Linked DNA regions of Homo sapiens: region 1 is linked to region 2. A link is an interaction called in ENCODE POLR2A ChIA-PET data of the cell type or tissue named here. Cell type or tissue: GM12878. All regions are shown on one strand. Each heading gives the region's core, and the rest is flanking DNA. Links, peaks and the distances in the headings are about the cores only. Region 1 overlaps IGSF21 (immunoglobin superfamily member 21). Region 2 overlaps IGSF21 (immunoglobin superfamily member 21).

Region 1 (5,372 bases), core at 100-5,099, 56 kb before region 2:
GGGTTTCTTTGGAGGACGATGAAAATGTTCTAAAATTGATTGTGGTGGTAGAGGCACAACTCTGTGAATATGGTAAAACCACTGTTTTTTACACTTTACATGAGCGGATTGCATGTTATAGGAATTGTATCTCAATAAAACCATATTTTAGAAAAACCAAAGGGCCGGGCTTGGTGGCTCATGCCTGTAATCCCAGCACTTTGGGGGGCCGAGGCGGGAGGATCACTTGAGGTCAGGAGTTCAAGACCAGCCTAGCCAACATGGAGAAACCTCGTCTCGACTAAAACTAGAAAAATTAGCCAGGCATGGTGGTGTATGTCTGTAACCCCAGTTACTTGGGAGGCTGAGGCAGGAGAATCTCTTGAGCCTTGGAGGCAGAGGCTGCAGTGAGTTGAGATCATGCCACTGCACTCCAGCCTGGGGGACAGAGCAAGACTGTCTCAAGACAAAACAAAACAAAACAGAGCAAACAAACAAACAAACAAACAAAAAAAAAAAAAACAAGGAAAATGCACCAGGCACACTTAATAAAAATCAGTAGAACATACTGAAAAAAGACAAACCAACCAGAAACGTCATGTAAAGTTCATTAACATCTGTTCTTTGGGGTGGAAGCTGTGTTTCCTGGCTCCAGACTTGCAAAGCATATGGTGTGGTTTGTTGCCACTCTGGCCTCAGGTTCCAAAAGTCTACTTCATCTGCCAACCTCACTTGGAAGCTTCCAGAAGAGAGACAAGGATCCCAAGATAGAACATTTTATTAATGTGTACCAATACTTTATGAGTCTGGGCTTCCTACTCATTGGTAAACTTCTGGAGGAGCAGAGATGTTAACATGCAGGATGGCTATATACCCCTGCCCTGCCACACACTGGCTGGGTGATGTAGGGAAGTGACATTACCTCTCAATTTCTTCATCTGCTAAAGAGAAAGTGATAGTACTCACCTTGCAGAGCTTTTGTGAGTGTTCAGTGAGTTAACACAAGAAGAGTTTAGCACAGCGCCTGCATATTAGTCAGTGCCCAACGAAGGGTGACCCACGGGGTTGGGAGCAGAGAGTGTCAGCTTCAGAGTCAGACAGGGAATCTTGGTGTGCTACATCCTGACTCAGTTACTGCTGTGGGTTGAATTATGTCCCTGAAGATGATGTGTTGAAGTTCTGACCCACAGTCCGTATAAATGTAACCTTATTTGGAAATAGGGTCCTTGCAATTGTGCTAAAGGTAAGATGAGGTCACACTGGATTAGGGTGAGTCCTAATTCAATGACTGATGTCCTTATAAGGAGCAAATCTGTTGAGGTGGGCACAGTGTCTCATGCCTGTAGCACTTTGGGAGGCCAAGGTGAGTGCATTGCTTGAACTCAGGCATTTGAGGCCACCCTGGGCAACAGAGCAAGACTGTCTCACACACACAAAAAAAAAAAAGAGAAGAAGAAGGAGAAGGAGGGGGAGGAGGAGAAGGAGGAGGAGGAGGAGGAGAAGAAGAAGAAGAAGAAGAGGAAGAGGAAGAGGAAGAAGAAGAAGAAGAAGAAGAAGAAGAAGAGAAGAAGGAGGAGGAGGAGAAGAAGAAGGAGAAGAAGAAGGAGAAGAAGGAGGGGGAGGGGGAGGAGGACGGAGAAGAGGAGGAAAGAAGAAAGAAGGAGAAGGAGAAGGAGAAGAAGCAGAAGCAGGGGCAGAAGCAGAAGCAAATCTGAACACAGGGACAGGAACACAGAGCCAGAGAGAGAAGGCCATATGATGAGAGAGGCAGAGATCGGTGTGATGCATCTATAAGCCAGGGAACTCCAAGGATTGCCAGCAACACCAGAGGCAAGCAGAGGGACAAGGAAGGATTTTTCCCTTGCATGGGGAGCATGGCCCTACTGACACCTTGATTTCAGGCTTCTAGGACTAACACTGTGAGACAATACATTGCTGTGGTTTTAAGCCACCCAGTTTGCAGCAATTTGCTATGGGAAGCCCCAGAAACTAGTTTCGTCCTCTGTACCATGAAGCTATTTCCCTTAGAGAATGTGAGTCCAGGGAGCAAGGACCTTGTCTTATTGTCAGTGTATCCACAGCACCTAGAATTGTGCCTGGCACCTGGGGAATGCTCAGTAAGTCACTGAATCACTGACATGAATGAATGAAGTCCATATAGCTCACCTCTTTTGAATGTTACCTTCTCAGAGAGGCCACGTTGACCTAGAACAGCCCCATCCCTGATGGGTTTTTCCTGACATTGCTTTACCACCCACTGACATCCCATTTGTCTCCCCATCTCTTCACTTGCTCATCTTCTGCCTCCCCTATTGCACTGTCTGTGAGGACCAGTTTTTTGTTTGTTTGGTTTTTTTTTTGTCCTCCTTGTTCATTGGAAACTCCAGTGCACACAACAGTGCCTGCAATGTACTAGGTGCTCAATAAATATATGTTAAATGAATGAACACACAAATGAATAAATGCAAATTAGAATGTCCATGTACGTGGGCATCCAAGTCACCTTATAATATATTTGAACAAAAAAGACATTCTGATATGCTGTTTTACCAGAAAGGAAACTCAATACTAGACCGTCCATGTCAAAAGTAGACACTAATTGGGATTTGGACCCAGGTCTGCTGGACTCCAAGTTCAGTGCTCCTTTCAGAGGGTTTGAGAAGTGGGGGAGGTGCTGGATAGCAGTGGATGAGAGAACCAAAAATGGGGATGGGGACAGGAAGGGAGGCAAGGGCACAGACATTCTGTGTTCCTTCCAGACTCCTACATGTTCCGAAAGGCAAACAGCCCCACCCATCCATCGGAATTCGTTGTTGTTGTTTGGTTTTATTGGTTTGGTTTTGTTTCATTTTTGGAGACAGGGTCTCACTGTTGCCCAGGCTAGAAAGCAGTGGCGTGATCTCAGCTCACTGCAGCCTTTACCTCCCAGGCTCAAGTAATCCTCCCACCTCAGCCTCCTGAGTAGCTGGGACTACAGGCACATACCACCACAGCCCAGCTAATGTTTTGTAGAAACGGGATTTCGCCAGGTTGCCCAGGCTGGGCTAGAACTCCTGGGCTCAAGAGATCCACCCACCTCAGCCTCCGGAAGTACTGGGATTAGACATGTGAGCCACCATGCCAGGACCATCGGAGTTTTTGAGCCACCTAGTTAGGGCTCGGTCTCAAGGAAGTCCCCACTCCCTGCACTCTGTCTCCACTCCAGTGCTTGTTTGAGGTTTGTGTGACTCATGGCCTTTGGGTCAAGGGGAGGGAAATTTCCTTTGGGAGTTAAGGCTGCTGTATAAGTACGTGCTCTGGGCTCAGGCAGACCAGGTGGGACGCCCCGCTCCTGCCCACCCTGCTCTGTGACTCACGTGGATGTACCCCTTAAACTCTCGGAGCCTCTGCTCCGTCATCCGTAAAATGGGGATGACCAGGCCCACATCCAAGGGCTTTTGTGAGGTATTAACTGTGGGTTGAACACTGAGCTCAATGCTGGCACGCGGAGGGTGGCCTTGCTTTTTAGCTTTGGGTTGAAAGGGCCCCACTCGGTGGCAGAGAAACCCTGCCCCTTGGCATTCCAGAGGAGCCAGAAGTGCAGAGTCTTTTAACTTCGGTGGGGATGGGAGTGGGGTGCCTGGCTCTCACAACATCTAATTGATTGTAACAGCGCACCCTTAACACGCTCCCTCCCCCCTAACCTGCACCCCCAGAAGAACCTTCAAAATCCTTCCATGACTGTGTATAATGCGTTCCTGGGGCCCAGCACGCAACTTTCAAATTGGCTTACAATTTATCTGCAGCTCGGATAAAAACATTTTAATGACCGTGTGCAGCATACACCCTTGGTGTCACCCACGGGACTCCCAAATGTCTTTCCCCACCACACAGTGGGATGTTATAGGCGTGAAATTACAGCTGCACTCGCGTTTTCATCTTCACCCGGAGGCCTCTGGAAATGGCCGCGTTAGAATGTGCTGGATGTGGACGTGTGGATGGTAGACTGGGGTGCTGGGCTTTCTGGTGGAACTGCTCTGTGCTTTGAGGCAGGTGGGCCCTGGGCCGTCCCCAGCTCCTCGGCTCTCCTTCTCCCCACTGTCCTGGGAGCTTCCCATTGACCTCCAAACTGGGGAGGGTCTGTCTTGCCCCAGTTTGGCTGCAGTGGCCCTTAGGGTCCCGTGTGGCACAAAAGAGACCCCAATGTTCAGTGACCTCTGCTCGTTTGAAGAGAGGGTCTTTGTGTGTGAATGCAATGCCACAGATGAACCAAAGCAATGAGTCGATTTTAATTTTTGAAACCTGCCCTGAAACATATTTGAAGGAGACGTTCACAGAGATTGGTCTAATTGTGCCTGGTTTGTAACTGACCCGACTACTATTTGTCATTAAGAGATACTATTTATTGATCATCCAGAATGTGCCAAGCCTCAGGCCCAGAACATTCTGTTCTATAGATTATCTCCTTTAACCCTCCAACCTCGGCCAAGTCCCATGCCCCTCTGAGCCAGGTCTGTGCAATGGGCTTATTGTGGTGCCTGCCTCCCAGGCCCATGTGGTCGATGGGTTACAGGAGATGCTGTATGAGAAACACTCAGCCACGCCGCCTCCCCCGGCCCTCCCCTCACCATTCAGGACCTTGGTGAGCTACAGAAGCCACGCTCCTCTGGCACAGAGATAACCCCCACCCTATAAGGCCTGGAGCAAATTCATTCCCTTCCCTGGGTCTCAGTCTCTTCATCTGTGAGTTAGAGATAATAGTAATCCCCCACGCGCCGATCTGCAGTGAGGATTGGATGATGTCCTCAATGTGAAAGCCCCTCTGAAATTGCTCAGATTGGGCAAGTGTGGGGCATTGCCATCATTATGACAGTTGGGATATATCCTGGCTCCTTCCATAGGTGCATGGTGCCAGGACACGCAGACCTTTGGGGAAGAAGCCCAGAGAAGGTGAGTAAGGAGAGACCCCTGTCTCTGCCACTCCCAGAGACACACCCTGGCTTCCAGGTTGCCACGGTGCGTGAAGCTGTGTTCCCAGAGCAGTCATTCCTCAGACTAGTGCAGGGCTCTTTGGAGCTGTGAATGGGGGACTTCTCTTTGCTGGGGCCAAAACCAGGGGCAAGAGGGAGGCAGACACAGTTGTGCCCAGGAGTGGGCACATCAGAGACAGTGATAATAAAAACAACAGTGTCCAAGTAACTGAGCTCTTCAATGATATTCTTGATGAGGTAGGCGTTCTGCAAACTTTATCTACTTTAAGCCTCACAGCCACCCTAGGAGGGAAGCATCCTTATCCCTGTTTTACAGATGGGGAAATTGAGGCCCACAGGAGCACACTCCCTTGCTCAGCAGAGACCATCAGGCCAGTTGTGCAACCTGAGTGAGTCCCACGAGATCACTCTGTGCCTCAGTTT
Region 2 (5,340 bases), core at 1-5,000:
TAGTAAACAGCAGAGCTGACCGCTCAGCATGGATGAGTCCAAAAGAAGGGAGCAGAAGACCTACTTTGAGGTTGGGGATATGGGAAATGTGCAGAGGCTTTTGGGGTCACACAGCTCTGGAATCAGATCCCAGCTCTGCCACTCAGTTGATTGCTGGGTGAGGTTGGAGGGTTCTGTGTGCCTGTTTCCTCATCTGCAAAACGGGAAGGATCATGCCTCCCTGTAAGGCACACGTGTGAGAATTCAGTGCGTAAGAGTGAACACACAGAGAGCCCAGGGGATTGCTTGGCATGCGGTAATAATAGCATGACGGGAATAACAATAGCTGGCATACATTGGCGCCTACCCTGTGCCAGATATTGCTTGCAAACATCACCTCCTGTCATCGTAACAGAAAGTGCTCCATCATATTAGCTATTGCGTATTTTTCTTAAGTCCGAAGTAGGGAGGTTGGTCAGGGTGGGTGGACTGCAATGATGGCAGCAGACCGTAACATGGGTTCTTAAGAACAGGTGTCTCTTTTCTTCCCCATGCTGAGAGCATCTCAGCCAGGAATTCCCCCAAATGACCAGCTACACTGTGTAGAAGTTTCTGAGAGGCAGAGAGCTAGGTTCTAAGTCCCAAAGGTTGTCTCTGCACTGTTCCTCTCTCTGGGACCCAGTTTCCCTAAATGTTCCATGAGGAAACTGAGGACTCTTTGCTGCCCTGAATGCCCGCAGTGTTCTGATTCTAGAAGAGTCAGCCTAGAGACCACAGTTTCTCATGCTCCAGAGCTGCCAGACCCCACCTCTGGGCCCTGACTGCCCCCTGACCCCAACCAGCAAATCTAGGCTGCAGCCAGGCCAGGTTGCTTTTCAAGTAGAGTCATCAAAGCGTGGCCGGTGGACTTAGTCCAGCCAGCAGTGTGAGAGCCCGCTGACCGGCCTGGCTGTTTAATTTGAAAAACAAATAAGTCTCCAACTTCGGCTGCCTCACCAATGTCCCTGGGTGCTGTCATCCGAAAAAGAAAAAAAAAAAAAAGAAAAGGGGAAAATATCACCTCCCCCCACCTTCCCAACCTCCTTCTCTTTGTTTTCCACAAAACCAATTACAGGTTGGAAATAGCTGTAATAAACTTGATATCCCACTTATGGGCCAATCCCGCCACGGCTGGAAAGTGTAATAGTGGCAGAGAGTGAAAACTGCTGGTGTATTTTGCCGGCTGTTTAAATTGCCTGTCTACATTATCCCAACTCCTCTCCAGCCAGGAAGGAATTTGCTCTCCTGGAAATGGAGCAGCTGAGGTCTCTGTGTCCAGGCAGCCGAGAGAGTGTTTGCAAGGAGGGTTTTAATGAACTGATTAGATATAGAGGAGTGGATGGCACCTGGGATCTTGTGTCAGCCCAGCACAGCTTCCAATCCCAGCCCAGGCAAGAGGTGCTCCCTGGCTGTAAACAGCCTAAGGCGATACCTGCCTTTCATGGTAGTTAGGGGAAAAGGGCATTAAATTAGATAATGCAAGAGACAATGAGGGCTAGAAAGGGACTCAGTTTTACTGTGGGTGCTTCACTCCCTGGCTCTGGGTTCTCAGGCAAGTCACTGATTGTTTCTAAGCCTCAGTTTCCTCATCTGTAACGCGAGGGATATTAAACAAACTCACACCCCAGAGTTGTGAGAAATACTAAAAGAAACAAACATATGTAAAAGCATCTTGCAAAATGCAAAGGCAAGTGGACACTGCTGTTAGTGTGAATTTATTGCTCAGCTTCTAGACTGTGGGAGGTGATGAGCAAATCTAGAAACTTCTGCCATGCAACTATCAAGTGGGAGTCCTTGCCCATCTCACTTGATCCCAGGAGCCTAGCATGGGAACCGGCACGTAGTACATGCTCAATGTGCATTTGTGGAATGAACCAATGAGTCAGTGAAGGAAGGAACGGACTTCCTGTTCACTTAAGCAGATCTGCCGCCATCCCACCCACTCAGAAAGTATGCCTAGAAAGCGCCCTGCAAGGCTGGGCACAAAGATGGCACTAGACCAAGTCAACCTCAGGCTAGAGCTTGAGTCCACTGGTGCCTTTGTGAGTTTGTCTATTGCTTGAGGTCCTTTCAGGAGCTGTGCTTGGTGCTGGGAGTATGGCTGTAAACAAAGCAGATGAGGACAGTGAGAAAACTGACTCATCTCTTCTAAATTTCTGAAACGTGTGGTTTCCGACTCCTGCAGTGGAGCCTGAAGCCCAGGGTGGGACTTCATTTTGTTCAATGTTGCATCCCCGATTATAGAACGGAGTCTGGTACTTAGAAGACTCCTTTTCAACATTTTTTTTTATAGGAATGAACATCATTTTTTCTTTTGGATGCAAAACCCATGGCCAGAGAAGGGATGCCATTTGCCCTGATTCCCAGTTAGGAGGTGGTGAAATGGAGAGCTTTGAACATGGGTCTGATTCCAAAGTCCAGACAGGAAGTGGCTCAGGTAGTAGAGTTGGCTTTAGTTTCGGGCAGGGGGGCAAGAAAGGGAGTAGGTATTCTAGGGAGAGGAAAACCAGGGCAGGGGTGTTGAGGGAAGAGGTGAGGGGAATGAAGGCGGAGAGGAAGCCTGGGAGAATGATTCAGCCGCCTGGCCGCCTGCTGTGTAGGGGGAGGGGCACAGGGTTCTTCCCTTTCTTGTTGCCATAACGACCCTGGACCACTCTTCCCCTAAACCTCCCTGCCCACCTGTTCTCCACCCTGAAACCGCTCTTGCAGTTCCTAGGCCTGGGAGCTGGGCCAGAGAAGCAGCCTCAGAGAGGGTAGGGCAGGCTCTGTCCTCCCCAAGGGGGCCTGGGGGAAGAGGATACCAGATGCCCAAAGACAAGAAGAGGCAGAAAATCCTCATGTCAGGTGCCACTCACCTCTCTGGGCAGTCCCTGCTCTCCCTTGTGGGCCCCGGTTTCTGGCAGGGCTGGGCTCAAGGTAATTGGCTTCCCCTGGTGTGTGTGGGAGATCCGGTTTTGACAGAGACAGCTGGTGTCATAAATTGCCTGTCTCATCCGGTTACCGTGCGATGGCAGACAGCAGCTCAGAGATGGGCCTGGGGGCTGGGGGGAGAGTGGCAGGGAGGAGAGCGGCTGCAGCTTCTTTGTAGGACCCACACTCCACATGTGGGCAGGTGCTCCTGCAAGTGTGAGGAGGTGTGTGCCACTGGTGTGAGCTGGGACCCCATCCTGCGTGGGTGAGCCTGCTGTGAACAAGGAAGCCTGTGTTCAACGGAGTATGGGTGTGCATCTGTGCATCCGTAGGGATGACTGTACAAATAGGTGTGTTTCCAGGCTGCCTACGAGGCTGTACATGTGTGTGAAAGGCAAAGTAATAATGAGAATGTTCATGCGTAGTTTTAGATGTTAGCACAGGGAAGACCAGGAGGTCTCACAGGGAGTGTAAGAGAGTGTATGCAGGCATTTTCAGGGCTGCGTGTCAGTTTGTGGACTTACGGTGTTGTGCATGCACAATGCCTGCACCCACAGCTGTAAGTGCAATTATATACCCTGCTCCTCACTCCGGGAAAGGGTGTGTGTTTGTGTGTGTGTGTGTGTGTGTGTGTGTGTGTGTGTGTATGTAAGGGGATGAGTTTTTGGCAAATGTAAGGTTGTATCTCCCTTGCCATTTCCCATGCCCAGATAGGCACCCACCAGTCGAATACAAAGCCCACAGTCACGACCCAAACACCTGAGCCCCCCAAACTCTATCAGACACATGCATGGGAGCTCTGAGACCTCCTTCTCCACCTCCCATGCAGCACCCCGCTCCCGCTTCATGCTTTAGGGGCTAGCAGACAGGAAGCAGGGGAAATAGAAAGGGCCTCAGATAGATGCCAGACATTCGAACTTCAGTGCACAGTGGAATCACCTGGGCCAGAGTGGGGGTGGGGTTTGAAAATGTCAGTTTCCCCGGAAGCCCATCCTGGAGGTTCCAACTCAGTGACTTCTGAATGCAGTCCTTATTCTGCATTTTTAACAAGCGTCATCAGGTCATTTGGACACAGGGGTCAGGAACCACAACCGGATACACAGTCCGGAACCCCCAGGCCCACTCCTCACCAGGGTCTCTTTGCAGCTTTCCCAGGGGGCCATCAACTGCTGGACCCTTGGTGCCCTAGGAGGTCATTCAGAGCAGGAGCGCCCTTGACTGTCCCATTTAGGGCTCTCATTTTACACAAGGCAAAGCCAAGGCCCAAAGAGGGGAGGGGCATGCCCAGGGTCACAGAGGGAGGAGTCCGCAGAGCTGGGAGCCAGGCTCTTTGCTCCGAAGCACACCCTCTTTCCACCACACCCCCAAATCCAGATGCTTGGAATCCAGACCCTAAAAGCACAGGTTCACCGAGGGCTGAACAGCTGCAGCACCTGAGATACTCAGGTCCCTCCTCCAGACCAGGTGATCATGTCCAGCTCCTCGCTGCCTCCTCCCTGCCTCCCGACAAGTATGCTCTTGGAAAATCCCAGCATTAGAGACAGGGTTCAGGGTCACATGGCTTGCCCCTAAAGAGAGGGGCTCGGGGGCTCTTTCCCAGTTTAACAAATGCCCTCCCCTCTTGTGTTCTGGAAGGAGTGGGCTGAGGAGGAAGGAGGAGGGACTTATTCAGCCACCTGTGTCTCCATGACAGCCACTCTTTTTTTTTTTTTTTTTGAGACAGAGTCTCACTCTGTTGCTGAGGCTGGAGTGCAGCGGCACCATGTCAGCTCACTGCAACCTCCGTCTCCTGAGTTCAAGCAATTCTCCTGCCTCAACCTCCAGAGTAGCTGGGATTACAGGTGCCCACCACCACGACTGGCTAGTTTTTATATTTTTTTTAGTAGAGACCTCAGGGTTTCACTATGTTGGCCAGGCTGGTCTCGAACTCCTGACCTCAGGGTGATGCACCCACCTCGCCTCCCAAAGTGTTGGGATTACAGGCATGAGCCACCATGCCCGGCAGAAAGCCACTCTTCACTACACACCCTCGGTGTGCATTCCTGTAACCCCAGTGACCTCAGCTTCCCATTCTTTCACTCACCTGTTCATTCATTCATTCATTCACTCACCTGTTCATTCATTCATTCACTTGCCTGTTCATTCATTCATTCATTCATTCGTTCATTTCTTCATTCATAAACACCTCCTGCAGGCCAGGCCTGTGGACAGAGGGGTCATCAGGGAGTTCACAGAATGGGTGAGGTGGAGGTTGGGGTCAGGAGAGAAACATTAGCAGCAGGTGCTCGCTCAGCAGCAGGCTGCTGACATGGAGTGGAAATGGCACTGGCGTGCAGGCCGGGGAGCTCTGCCAGGGAGGGTCCAGGGCAGGCCCTGCCCAGAAGGGGACCCTGAGCCCTGCTTTGGAGGTTG

The links. Peaks named below come from ENCODE experiments on the same cell type or tissue, not always from the same donor. Only the 100,000 strongest peaks of a DNase experiment are listed, where the experiment ranks them.
Region 1: POLR2A ChIA-PET joins it to region 2 with 5 read pairs; 3 of 35 experiments call an interaction of 5 or more read pairs at or near these places.

The regions. Positions count from the first base shown.
Region 1 is chr1:18,337,184-18,342,555 of GRCh38, reverse strand. All of the region lies in intron 4 of IGSF21 (immunoglobin superfamily member 21), which reads right to left. Among named protein-coding and RNA genes, the nearest start is that of KLHDC7A, 140 kb to the left of the region's middle. In GM12878, for the core only: no CTCF peak of the experiment used is centred there; DNase peaks (open chromatin) are centred at 1,035 and 1,977; H3K27ac peaks cover 2,375 bases.
Region 2 is chr1:18,280,870-18,286,209 of GRCh38, reverse strand. The region is part of intron 2 of IGSF21 (immunoglobin superfamily member 21); the gene reads right to left. Among named protein-coding and RNA genes, the nearest start is that of IGSF21-AS1, 110 kb to the right of the region's middle. RefSeq lists a silencer at 2,028-2,228 and enhancers at 2,181-2,827, 1,920-3,119, 3,120-3,239, 2,828-3,474, 4,809-5,322 and 1 more. In GM12878, for the core only: no CTCF peak of the experiment used is centred there; DNase peaks (open chromatin) are centred at 499, 2,019, 2,839 and 3,267; H3K4me3 peaks cover 605 bases; H3K27ac peaks cover 3,155 bases.